Regions from separate parts of the Homo sapiens genome. Here region 2 is linked to region 1. Evidence: chromatin contacts called from ENCODE Hi-C or POLR2A ChIA-PET data. All regions are on one chromosome and are shown on one strand. Each heading gives the region's core, a stretch centred on a gene start or an enhancer-like site at or near the end of the contact. The rest is flanking DNA. Distances are from core to core; before and after follow the strand shown. Region 1 has its middle 41 kb from the start of MIR492. Region 2 overlaps TMCC3 (transmembrane and coiled-coil domain family 3).

Region 1 (5,200 bases), core at 1,449-3,948:
ACATATAAAGTACTCAATGCATGTAGCTGTGATACATGTTTCCTTGAAATTTTTCTTGGTCTTTCTCAGGGAAATATGGATTGATTTAATCAATAATGTATACCGCCCCATAGTAGGTATTTAATAGATGCCTTATGAAGGATTCATATTTAGGAACATGGTAAAGGAAAACAACATTTAATTACTAATGGTTTTCTAAATGGAGGATGACAGACTGGTAAGAAATTATGCCAGTTGATAACATTTCTTATCTACGAAAAGAAGAAATTATTCTCTTTTACTATTTATGTAAAATTGTAAACTAGTTCCTTTTTGTTCAATTTTATAACAAATGCCTATCTACCTTAATAGGTAATGAAAGAAGTAAGCTTGACCTCCTGATGCCAGTATACTTCCTACTGTACTAAGATGAAGACCTATGAATCCAGCCTGCAGATCAAGAGGGCTGAATAGGCCAGGTGTGGTGGCTCACACTTGTAATCCCAGCACTTTGGGAGGCCGAGGCAGGTGGATCATCTGAGGTCAGGAGTTTGAGACCAGCCTAGACAACATGGTGAAACATCGTCTCTACTAAAAATTCAAAAATCAGCTGGGAGTGGTGGTGGGTGCCGGTAATCCCAGCTACTCGGGAGGTTGAGGCAGGAGAATCGCTTGAACCTGGGACGCGGAAGTTGCAGTGAGCCGAGATGGTGCCTATGCACTCCAGCCTGAGTGACAAGAGTGAAACACTGTCTCAAAAAAAAAAAAAAAAAAAAAAAAATTAAGGCTGAATAACAGTGTTTGTGACTGGTGGAGAAGTTAAACAATTAAGAAAAAAGGGGAAAATATAGTGTTCTTAAACATTAGATGGTTTTCAAGGAATCAAATAATATGGCTGAGTTTAGAAGGCTAATGGAGATATGATAATATGAAACAGATAGACAACTCTATCATTAAAATATTTTGAAGATTCTTTAAACATATGAAAGAAACAAAGACCTTTCCCCCTCCCCCTGGAATAAAAAAGGGGGAAATCTGATTCAATCTAGTTTTACTTTTAAATTGATTCTTCAGGGTAGTTAATGAGAGCATTGGAAACATGAGGATTTCCATAGATGGCCAGTGTGACCGTGTTCCATTAGCAACTGACGTGTTGTTATTTATTTGGTACAGTTGAATAACATTCTTGGTTTCTGAAGGGAATTTAAAAATGATTCAGGCTAACTAATACTTCAAGATCATCCTAACAACTACTTAACTGAAACTGACTCCCCTCCCCCACACCAGGAGTCTTATTCAAGTTTAGTAAGAAATGAACATTAGGACGGGCTCGGTGGCTCACGTCTGTAATTCCAACACTTTGGGAGGCCGAGGTAGGTGGATCACCTGACGTTGGAAGTTCAAGACCAGCCTGGCCAATATGGTAAAATCCTGCCTCTACTAAAAATATAAAAAATTAGCTGGGTGTGGTGGTGGGTGCCTGTAGTCCCAGCTACTTGGGAGACTGAAGTGGGAGAATTGCTCAAACCCAGGAGGCAGAAGTAGCAGTGAGCCGAGATCGCGCCACTGCACTCCAGACTGGGCACGACAGAGCAAGACTCCGTCTCAAAGAAAAGAAAAAAAAAAAAAGAACATTAAATTGATTAGATATCACATTTGCAAAGCAAAGAGTATTAATTAGAAGGAGCAGGAAGAGGTAATGTTGTAGAAAGCAGCACAAGTAGTGTTAAAACAAGGCGCTGTGGTGAGATCACACAAACCAATGAAGTGGCTAACACTGTATCTCCAGGTTAAGATTTCTTACAATGCTGAGCAAGAATACTGATACTCTAATACTCACATAGTAATACTCTAAATCTTGAACTTTACTTCTGGCTAGGCCTTTAATGCATCTATTTAGTCCAAGTTGTCATTTTACTGATGAGGAAGCTAAGGCTCTGAGATGTCAAGTGACTAATCTATGACAAAAGCTCACGTTTTTACTTCCAGGAACACCTTTACACAGTTGCACCTTTTCTATGAAGCAGAGGAGGGCAGTATTGCATGGGCATTAAGTGAGAGGGTCCTCGTGTCAGACTGCCTGAGTTGAAATCCAGGCTGTGCCACTAACAAGCTGTATGATCTCGGGCAAATGACCTGCCCTCTCTGAGCTCGAGTATCTCCCTCTAAAAAAACCATAATATCCCAGTACGTACTTCATAGAGTTGTGTGGATTGAAATGATAAGACAGGTATGGCTCAGAAGTACACTTACTAACATTGTTATTTTCCCAAAGAAAGGCAAAAACATAAAAGCTCAATCAGAAGAGATTATATATCCAGGGAGGAAAAAACCCACTGCATACAGATCATAAGATAAAGTAAAAAAGGGACATAGCAAGTGTCATTAATTGTCGTTTCTTACATTTCCCCCTCACACATCAGTCACTCCTCCCCCTATCTGTGCTGATAGGCACCAAAGAGAAATCCAGACAAAATGTTTTTATTCATTAGATCATTAAGGTACTTCGTGTAATATTACGGTCTCTATAGTGCTGCTGACAATCAATGTTAGAAAATTATAAAGGTATTTCTTTGGCAGTGGTGATCTGCCAGAATAACTGGCATAAAGGCAATGCCAAAGCTGAAACACTCATGAGAAGTGTTTACCCGGCACAAGCCTTTGCATTCCCACTGCTGTCTGCCTGCATACCTGTCACAGCCGCTTTGGAAACACAAGCGTCCTTGGATGCTTTTCAAAGGATCCTCTGACAAACAAGAGATATTTTTTTCTACACAAAATTCAGGCTGCCTTGAGTTCCGTGCTATTTGATTTACTTTGTTCAGCAGTCGAAGCAGAATAAAATCAGATTTCTTCCTGGAAGACCTTCCCACATCATTCCATCCTGTTCTTGCGGATTTAGATCCTGCATTCTGAGCTCAAGGGTGTGCAGCGTTTTCATGATCTGGGGAATACATTTTTCCCCCTTCTCATTTTTTTCCCGCAGAAGCATTAGCATTTGGGGATGGGCTCCCGTGTTGTTTGGAAAAGTTGGGGTGGAGGTCGATTGTGAAGAGAAAGCTGTGCACACAGGGGACTGCTAGGAAAACCCGTGGGTTTCGCTGGAATGGGGATGCTGACCTCTTCCCCTGCCGAGCTCCTTCACCTGAATGAGACCAGACGGTCTCTGTTCCACGGTGTTTCCTCCAGCCCCGGGTGGATCTGCTGTTTACCGCTCTTAACTCTCTTCCCACCCCTCCTCGGAAAGCTTTATGAATGCTCAGGACTTTCAAAAAACAATCGCAGAATCTAAAGAATGGTAAAGGGCCGACGCACTGGCTCACACCTCTCATCCCAGCACTTTGGGAGGCCGAGGCTGGAGGGTCGCTTGAGGCCAGGAGTTCGAGACCAGCCTGGGCAAAATGGCGAGACACCAGTCTCTACAAAAGAATAAAAATACAAAAATTAGCCGGGCGTAGTGGAGCACTCGCCTGTGGTCCCAGCTACTGGGAAGGCTGAGGCGGGAGGATCGCTTGAGCCTGGGAGAATCGCAAGGCTGCAGTGAGCCGAAATCGCGCCCCTGCGCTCAGCCTGGGGGACAGAGCGAGACCCTGTCTGAAAAATTAAAAAGAAAACGAAGAGTAGGAACGGACATTAGCGGGCCACCTTCCCATCCCATGGGGAGAATTTTAAGGTGGTACTTTTAAGGCGGGTGAGAATTGCCATCTGCGCTCTCCGCCAATCCACTCTTGCTCCGCAAACTTGGGGTCCCTGTAGGGTGGGCCCAGCTTTCACCCCAAAGCTTCTCCAGCTCAGTTCTGGGGGCCGCGGGGCAGGCATCGGAGACTCGCTCCGCTCCTGGTGGGGCCAGAACTCGAGGAAGAGGAGAGGGGCGAAGCGGCCCGAGGAGGCGGGGACGCTGCGACGGCGGCAGAAAGGCCCCGGGGCCCCGGAGCTCCGCGAGCTCAGTGCGCCCTTGGCCGGCTCCGCGCCTCCGCCGCAGCCCGGGAGAGCCCCGGGGACCCCGCGGCCAGCGCTACCCCGCCCCGCCCCCGCCGGCTTGGCGGCCGCGGCGCAGGCGTGTGCAGGAGGGGGCAGCGCGGAGCTCCCGGCCGGCCGAGCGTCGCCGCCGGCCCAGCCCTTCTCGCGCCCAAGTCGCCGAGCCCCGCCCGGACGGCCCAGACACCATGCGGAGGGTGAGTGCGCCGTCGCCCCGGGGTGCGGGGGCGGGGGCGTGCGCCGGGGTCCTCCCAGCGGGAATAGTGAGGGTGCGGCGGGGACGGACCTCGGCGGGGAGCGCGGTCGCCCCCGGGGGACTGAGGAGGGGAAGGGGCGCCGCGGGGACCCCGGGCCCGCACTCTTCGGGGCTGCGCTGGCACGTCGGAGCCCTGGGCCCGCGCTTGCGAGGTGGGCTGCGCCCGGCACTCCGCCCCACGCCTGCTGGCGAGCCCCTTCTCCGGCTCCCCTGACGCCCGCCTGGCTGCCAGAATTCTGCCCAAAGCCCCGGTCCTTCTTTGGGAGCCCGGGCAGCTCTGCTGGGCGTCGGTGGGGCTCCCTTGGCGCACACCCCAGAGACGGAGCCAGCCCCAGGTCCGGGCCAGGTGGGCGACAGGTCGAGGCCGGGGCTGGGGTTGGGGAGAGGAAGGATGCCTGCACTCCGGCATTTGGAAGGCGCGAGCCTCCTCCAGGCACGGCCCGCCGACGGCGCGCAGCTCCTGGCCTGGGGCGCCCTCGGGGGCTGCGGCTGCTGCTTTACCGGCAGGTGCCAGGGAGCCCGCGCTCACCCCCACCCTCCAGCCAAGGCTGCCTGTGGAAAAACGAAAAATAAACAGGCTCAGCTGCAGTGGCTCTTCCACCTCCAGGGACAGCTTGGGGGACTGGTGCTGCTTGTTGTTAGCCCCGGAGAGAGCGCAGGCCCTAGTGCAGCTCGTTCTTACTTGTCTGGGGAAGTTAATTGACACGAAGATGCTGGCGACTTTGTAAGTTACCAGACCCGTTTGTATTTTAACTTTGGAAATGGAAGGTGCTTTAATCAAATACAGGATCTCAGCATTAATATGTGTGGAAAAGCAGTAGAGGAAACTTAAGGAAATCCTATTGGGTACCCTCCACATTGTCCCAGAACTCCTAAGGCCACCCTGAAGACAGTTTACGCGCCAAGGAAGGGGTGGAGGGGTATTTTCTGAAGAGACAAGGCTGAGAAGAAATGGAAGAAAACCAAACCAAAACAAAACAAAACAAA
Region 2 (5,350 bases), core at 1,561-4,060, 250 kb after region 1:
GCCTCCCAGACTCAAGTGATTCTCGTGCCTCAGCCTCCTGAGTAGCTGGGACTACAGGCGTACGCCACCACGCCTGGCTAATTTTTTCGTTTTTTAGTGGAGACGGGTTTTCACCATGTTTCCCAGGGTGGTCTCAAACTCCTGAGCTCAGACGATCCACCTGCCTCAGCCTCCCAAAGTGCTGGGATTACAGGCATGAGCCACCATGCCTGGCCATGGCTGAATAATATTTCATTGTATGGATATGTGACATTTGGTGGACATTTGGGTTGTTTTCACTTTTTGGCTATGAAGAATAATGTTGCTATGAACACTTCTGTGTAAGTTTTTGTGGGGGTATATGTTTTTATTTCTCTTGGGTACATACCTAGAAGGAGTGTTGCTGGGTCATATGGTAATTCTGTTTAACCTTTGGAGGAACTGCCAGAGTGTTTTCCAAAGTGGTTGCACCAGTTTATATTCCCACTACCAGTGTATGAGGGTTCTGATTTCTCCACATCCTCACCAGTGCTTATTATTATCTGTCTTTTAATTACAGCCATCCTAGTAAGTATGAAGTGGTATCGTATTGCAGTTTTGGGTGATTTTAAAAATTTCTTTTAATGAAAGCAGTTGTTATAATCTTTGTACATGAAATAGGTAAATTTTCTTTAGCTGAGAGGCTGGTATAATTAATAATATAAATTATAACTTTTGTGGCTTGCCACATTCCTTCTTACTAGTCATTTCTTGAAGCTGGTTGTCCAAAACCAGGTTGGAGAAACTGTTGTGGTTTGCATGGCTTGACTTTTACTTTGCCGATGGTACTGCACATGAAAAGGCCACCCAGAGCTTCCTGGTCCTCCCCACCATGAGGTCCAGGGTTGGAAGGCTCTGGGCCGTGGCCCAACCTCTGGAAGGGTGTAATGGGTGCCTAGCCCACACGTGTTTCCTTAGGCAAGTAGCCAGGGCATTTATTCGGGATTCCCCCAAGGGGTAGCTGGTGTTGTATAGACGTGGTGGTAGTTGTACGTGGGTGTAGCCAGACTGGCCCCTGTGCCGGTAAAGATGGACACCGTGCTCTCTTTACAGCCAAGCTTTACAGGCTGTGAATTCGCTCCTGAAGAATAAGAAGCATAACAAAATGTACAACACCTGTGAGAGCAGAAATAAGTGCTGGTTGAATGAAGGAATAGCTCTGGCTTTGGGAGCCAGGCAGCATTCTAGCCTGGTAGCTTGAACAAGCTGCTTAAGTACTTAAGCTTTCTGAGCCTTGGTCCCTCATCTGCCAAACAGAGGTGGCATTGCCTCAGTTACAGGGTCCTGACGTGATGACGTAAAAGTGCCCAGCTCATGGTAGGCACTCAACAAATGTTAATTCTCTTCCCTTAAGTAGCTCTGCTCAGTCCACTCTGCTTAGTCTCAGATTTTTTTTTTTTTTCCTGCAGATTTAGTCCAGGTCCAGAACACAGGATTGATTGTATTGTTTAGAATATCTTTTCTTTTCAGAGAAATAATGAGCTCTTGGCAACATTAAGTATTGATGGAAATGAATATTGCAATTTGGCAGCTGCTGATTGACACATGTTTGCTAAACAGCTACTCAAATTTCAGAAAGCTTGCCTAGAAGAAGAAGAAAAGTAAGATATCCCAAGAATATTTTTTACCTTCTTTGCCTAGGTATTTATTTGTAAAATCATTTTCTTTGGAAAGTTCCAGCTGAAACATGAGCTAGCTTTGGCTGAAGAGTTCAGGTGAGCCTACATAAAAGATTAAACTTCAGTAAATACAGAAGTGTTGAGGTTTTTTTGGAGCCTCTTTGCCTTGTAATTTTTTTTTTTTTTTTAAGAAAGAGCTGGTCTTTTGGTCACTGGGTCTTTTTTTATATCTGCAGGGAAGTCATAGTAACAGGCTCCGTGTCTGATTGGGTTCCATGGCAACAAAGGGTTGTGACTTTATTAAAGGAGAGTTGAGCATGCCAAGAAAGATAAAAATCAGAGTATGGAAAATGTCCGACCAGATGAATGTGTTTTTTGGATCACATGTGCCCTGGACTAGAAAGGTTTCCTGAGTCGACATCAGTCTCCATTACAGATTTGAATCGCACTGGGTTATCATTAAGGTCATAGGGATCAGTGCTTATTTTAAAAAAGAAATCCATCTACTTCTTTGCTTTTACCCATTCATTCTTCCTTTTTTAATGTCTCGGTATATTTACAAAAATCAAAACAGTGATGGTAAGTACCTAACAAGAGAGGATTCTGGCTTTTCAAGGGAGAAAAGAAATATAACATATTCTTTGTGGAACTGATTATAGCTGTATGTTGTGAGATCGTGTGGGAGGGCCAATTAGAGGCAATTATATCTCGATTGAACTCTCCCTGAATTAAAGCTTGCTGGATGCTTTCCAAGCTTGGGGGGTTTGGTTTCCCATCCATGTTTCTCTTTGATGGGTTTGGAGATCCTGGTTTCAGGCCATGGGTGTGGAGTACTCCTCTCTCCCAAAAGTAAGGAGCAGGCTGTTGCCATAACCAAAAGTGTGTGGTAATTAGAGGTCTTTTGCTGAAGGTACTAATATTTGACCAAGAAATGGTGTGATCCGAAAACTTTGAATTGTCCTGTGTTCCCGCTTCACCTGGTTGTTAACTGTGTGGGGCTGGGTTTACTTTTCTATGAAATGTACAATTGTATATTTCTCCTACTGATACTGAAAGTGAAAGAATTCCGAGGGCAGGTTGACGTTGGACACTTTACCATGTCAGTCATCCTTTAAACCAGTGGTGCGTTCTGACATGCCCCTGGGTTCAGGCTTTATTAATCACTTGGGGCCTCTTCCTGGTGAATCAGAAACTGCACAGATACTGGGGCTCTCATGATTACACATAATATAACAAGCAGTATTGGTCTAAGAGGGAAGAATTAGCTCACCAGGTTTCACAGCTCCCAGCTATCATTAATCAGCTATAAGTCCTTGGTGAAATCACTTAAACTTCTTGGGCCTTGATTTCCTTATCTTAAAATGAGTTTGACCTAAATTGGTGTTTCCTAACTTTCCTGTTTAGATAAAGAACCTGGGGTACTGCAGAACCTCCAGTAGAGATTTCCTGATTCACTGGTCTGGGGAGTGGGAAAGATCACTGGGGCTCCATCCACTCTTAACAATTTGGTGTTCGGGATATACTGATCTAGCTCAATAGTTTCAAACTACTTGGACATAAGAATGGGGTGGAGGTGGGAGGTAGAAAGGCGGCTGTCAGATGCACAGTCCAGGTTCTGTCCCTGAGATTGCCTGAAGCTGTAGCTTGAGAAACACCAGCCCCAAAGGCTCTTCCACATACTGGTCCTCACTTCCTCGAAGGAGCCAGAAGAGCTGTGTCAACTGAGAGAGCCTGGTGGGTTTGCTTACCCGCAGTGTTAACTCTAAACCCCATATCAGTGTTTGAGAAAGTTACTTATTTTAAAATCTTAGAGTACTGCAATAGTTTGTTCATAGAATTCTCTGTGCTGTGTTTCTTTTGGATAACACAGCGTTTTCTAAGCATGGTTACTTTAGGTGTGCACGAGGCAATGCCAGCCACATCCAAATTACCTGTGGAGCTTGTTAAAAAATATACAGAAGATTCAATGTGTCCTTCATAGGGCCTGGGCATCAATCTTGCTTAAGACCTGAAGGATTTTGTGTTCTTTTTAAGGTTTAGGGCAAAACCTTACAAACTGACCCTACCCTAATTTCCTCAGTGAAATCGACTTTAAGTATAAACACGCATGTTTAGCACAAGGGGAATGGTTTACATTGAGCCACTTAGATTGTAGAAGAGTCAGCAACACATAAAGTGCCTTAGAGAAAAATACCCTGACCTGGTTAATGATTAAACCATTAACTGCTAAAGCAGACCCATTCTAATGTATATCTGGTCTATACAGTTTCTATTTGTGCCTAGTTTTTCTAGTTCGTGTTTAGCAAAGATTAAGTGATATTGTTTAATGAAGTGTTTAGTAGCTCTAAATGATAAAGGTTCACATTTTTTTCTATTAAGTAGCTTAAGTGTGAATTCATTTGAAAAAAAAAAAATTCCACAGGCCCTGCACAGTAGCTCATGCCTGTAATCCCAGCACTTTGGGAGGCCGAGGCAGATGGATCACCTGAGGTCAGGAGTTCAAGACTAGCCTGGCCAACATGGTGAAACCCTGTCTCTACTAAAAATACAAAAATTAGCTGGGCATGGTGGTGGGCTCCTGTGATCCCAGCTACTCGGGAGGCTGAGGCAGGAGAACCGCTTAAACTTGGGAGGCGAAGGTTGCAGTGAGCCGAGATCGCGCCATTACACTCCAGCCTGGGCGACAGAGCAAGACTCTGTCTCAAAAAAAAAATAATAATTATTAAAAAAAAAAAATTTCCACAGTACTAAAGGGCTTAAAGCAAAATTAAAGTGTCTTTTTCCAGCTTCTTGTCCTTTTCCCCAGAGATAGCAATGATAATAATGTTATGTTTCTTTTTTTTTCTTGAGACAGTCTCGCTTTTGTTGCCCAGGCTGGAGTGCAATGGCACTATCTTGGCTCGCCGCAACCTCCGCCTTCCGGGTTCAAGCGATTCTTCTGCCTCAGCCTCCCCAGTAGCTGTGATTACATGCACCCGCCACCACGCCCAGCTAATTTTGCATTTTTAGTAGAGACAGGGTTTCTCCATGTTGGTCAAGCTGGTCTCGAACTCCCGACCTCAGGTTATCCACCTGCCTCGGCCTCCTGAAGTGTTGGGACTATAGGCGTGAGCTACTGCGCCTGGCTGCAATGTTATGTTTCTTATGTGTCTTTACAGAAATAGTCTTGACACAAAATATACATATCTATTATTTATTTAACCAGTCGCCTATTGATATGCGATTTAAGTTCCTCCCAGGATGATGTTTTTTCATGTTTCTTTTGCTTTGTAATACTGTATTGAAAACTTGTGTACATTTTTCTCTATAACCATATTTAGATAAATTTCCAAAAGCAAAACTGTTAGGTCAAAGGGCATGTGCCTTTTAAATGAGAATAGAGGCAAACACATTGTCCTCCCAAAGGTTGCACCAATTTGTAGGATAAATCTTTTATTTTCAGAAGGATTCCTGGGCTCAGCTGAGTCTGATGCAGCAGGCAGCTATCCATGTCTACTAACCACAGGAAACTCAGGGGCCTCTGCCTGGAGGAATGACATGAGCTATGAGAAAGAGGAGAATGTAAAAGGTGTTTAAAGAGTTCAGAGAGAGAAAAAGCTAGGGACTGGCTTAGTAGGGAATCCTGAATTTACAAGGAGAGTGCTTTGGGTCATAGGTTGCAGGTCCTGATCTGGGTTTTGAAGAAAGTAAGGCAGCCCTGGGGCATAAGGTAA

Evidence for each region. A loop is a pair of places that touch in the nucleus more often than their neighbours do. ChIA-PET counts read pairs that join two places held with the same protein, here RNA polymerase II (POLR2A). Pooled maps may share reads with other maps.
Region 2: a loop to region 1 is called in a pooled map, with 7 times the contacts of the local background. The contact joins two enhancer-like sites. A Hi-C loop is called at or near these places in 4 of 37 single-sample maps with no recorded cell type and 5 of 50 pooled maps. POLR2A ChIA-PET finds 5 or more read pairs at or near these places in 4 of 52 experiments (GM12878, SK-N-SH, activated B cell and 1 more).

Annotation. Positions count from the first base shown.
Region 1 is chr12:94,872,594-94,877,793 of GRCh38, reverse strand. No RefSeq gene overlaps it. Among named protein-coding and RNA genes, the nearest start is that of MIR492, 41 kb to the right of the region's middle. RefSeq lists silencers at 3,760-3,859, 3,870-4,479, 4,540-4,659. Within about 2 kb of position 2,698, at least 3 of the 41 ENCODE cell types and tissues checked have a DNase peak (open chromatin) inside an H3K27ac peak, as active enhancers do.
Region 2 is chr12:94,619,296-94,624,645 of GRCh38, reverse strand. The region is part of intron 1 of TMCC3 (transmembrane and coiled-coil domain family 3); the gene reads left to right. Among named protein-coding and RNA genes, the nearest start is that of TMCC3, 29 kb to the left of the region's middle. RefSeq lists enhancers at 2,604-2,923, 3,264-3,383. Within about 2 kb of position 2,810, at least 13 of the 41 ENCODE cell types and tissues checked have a DNase peak (open chromatin) inside an H3K27ac peak, as active enhancers do.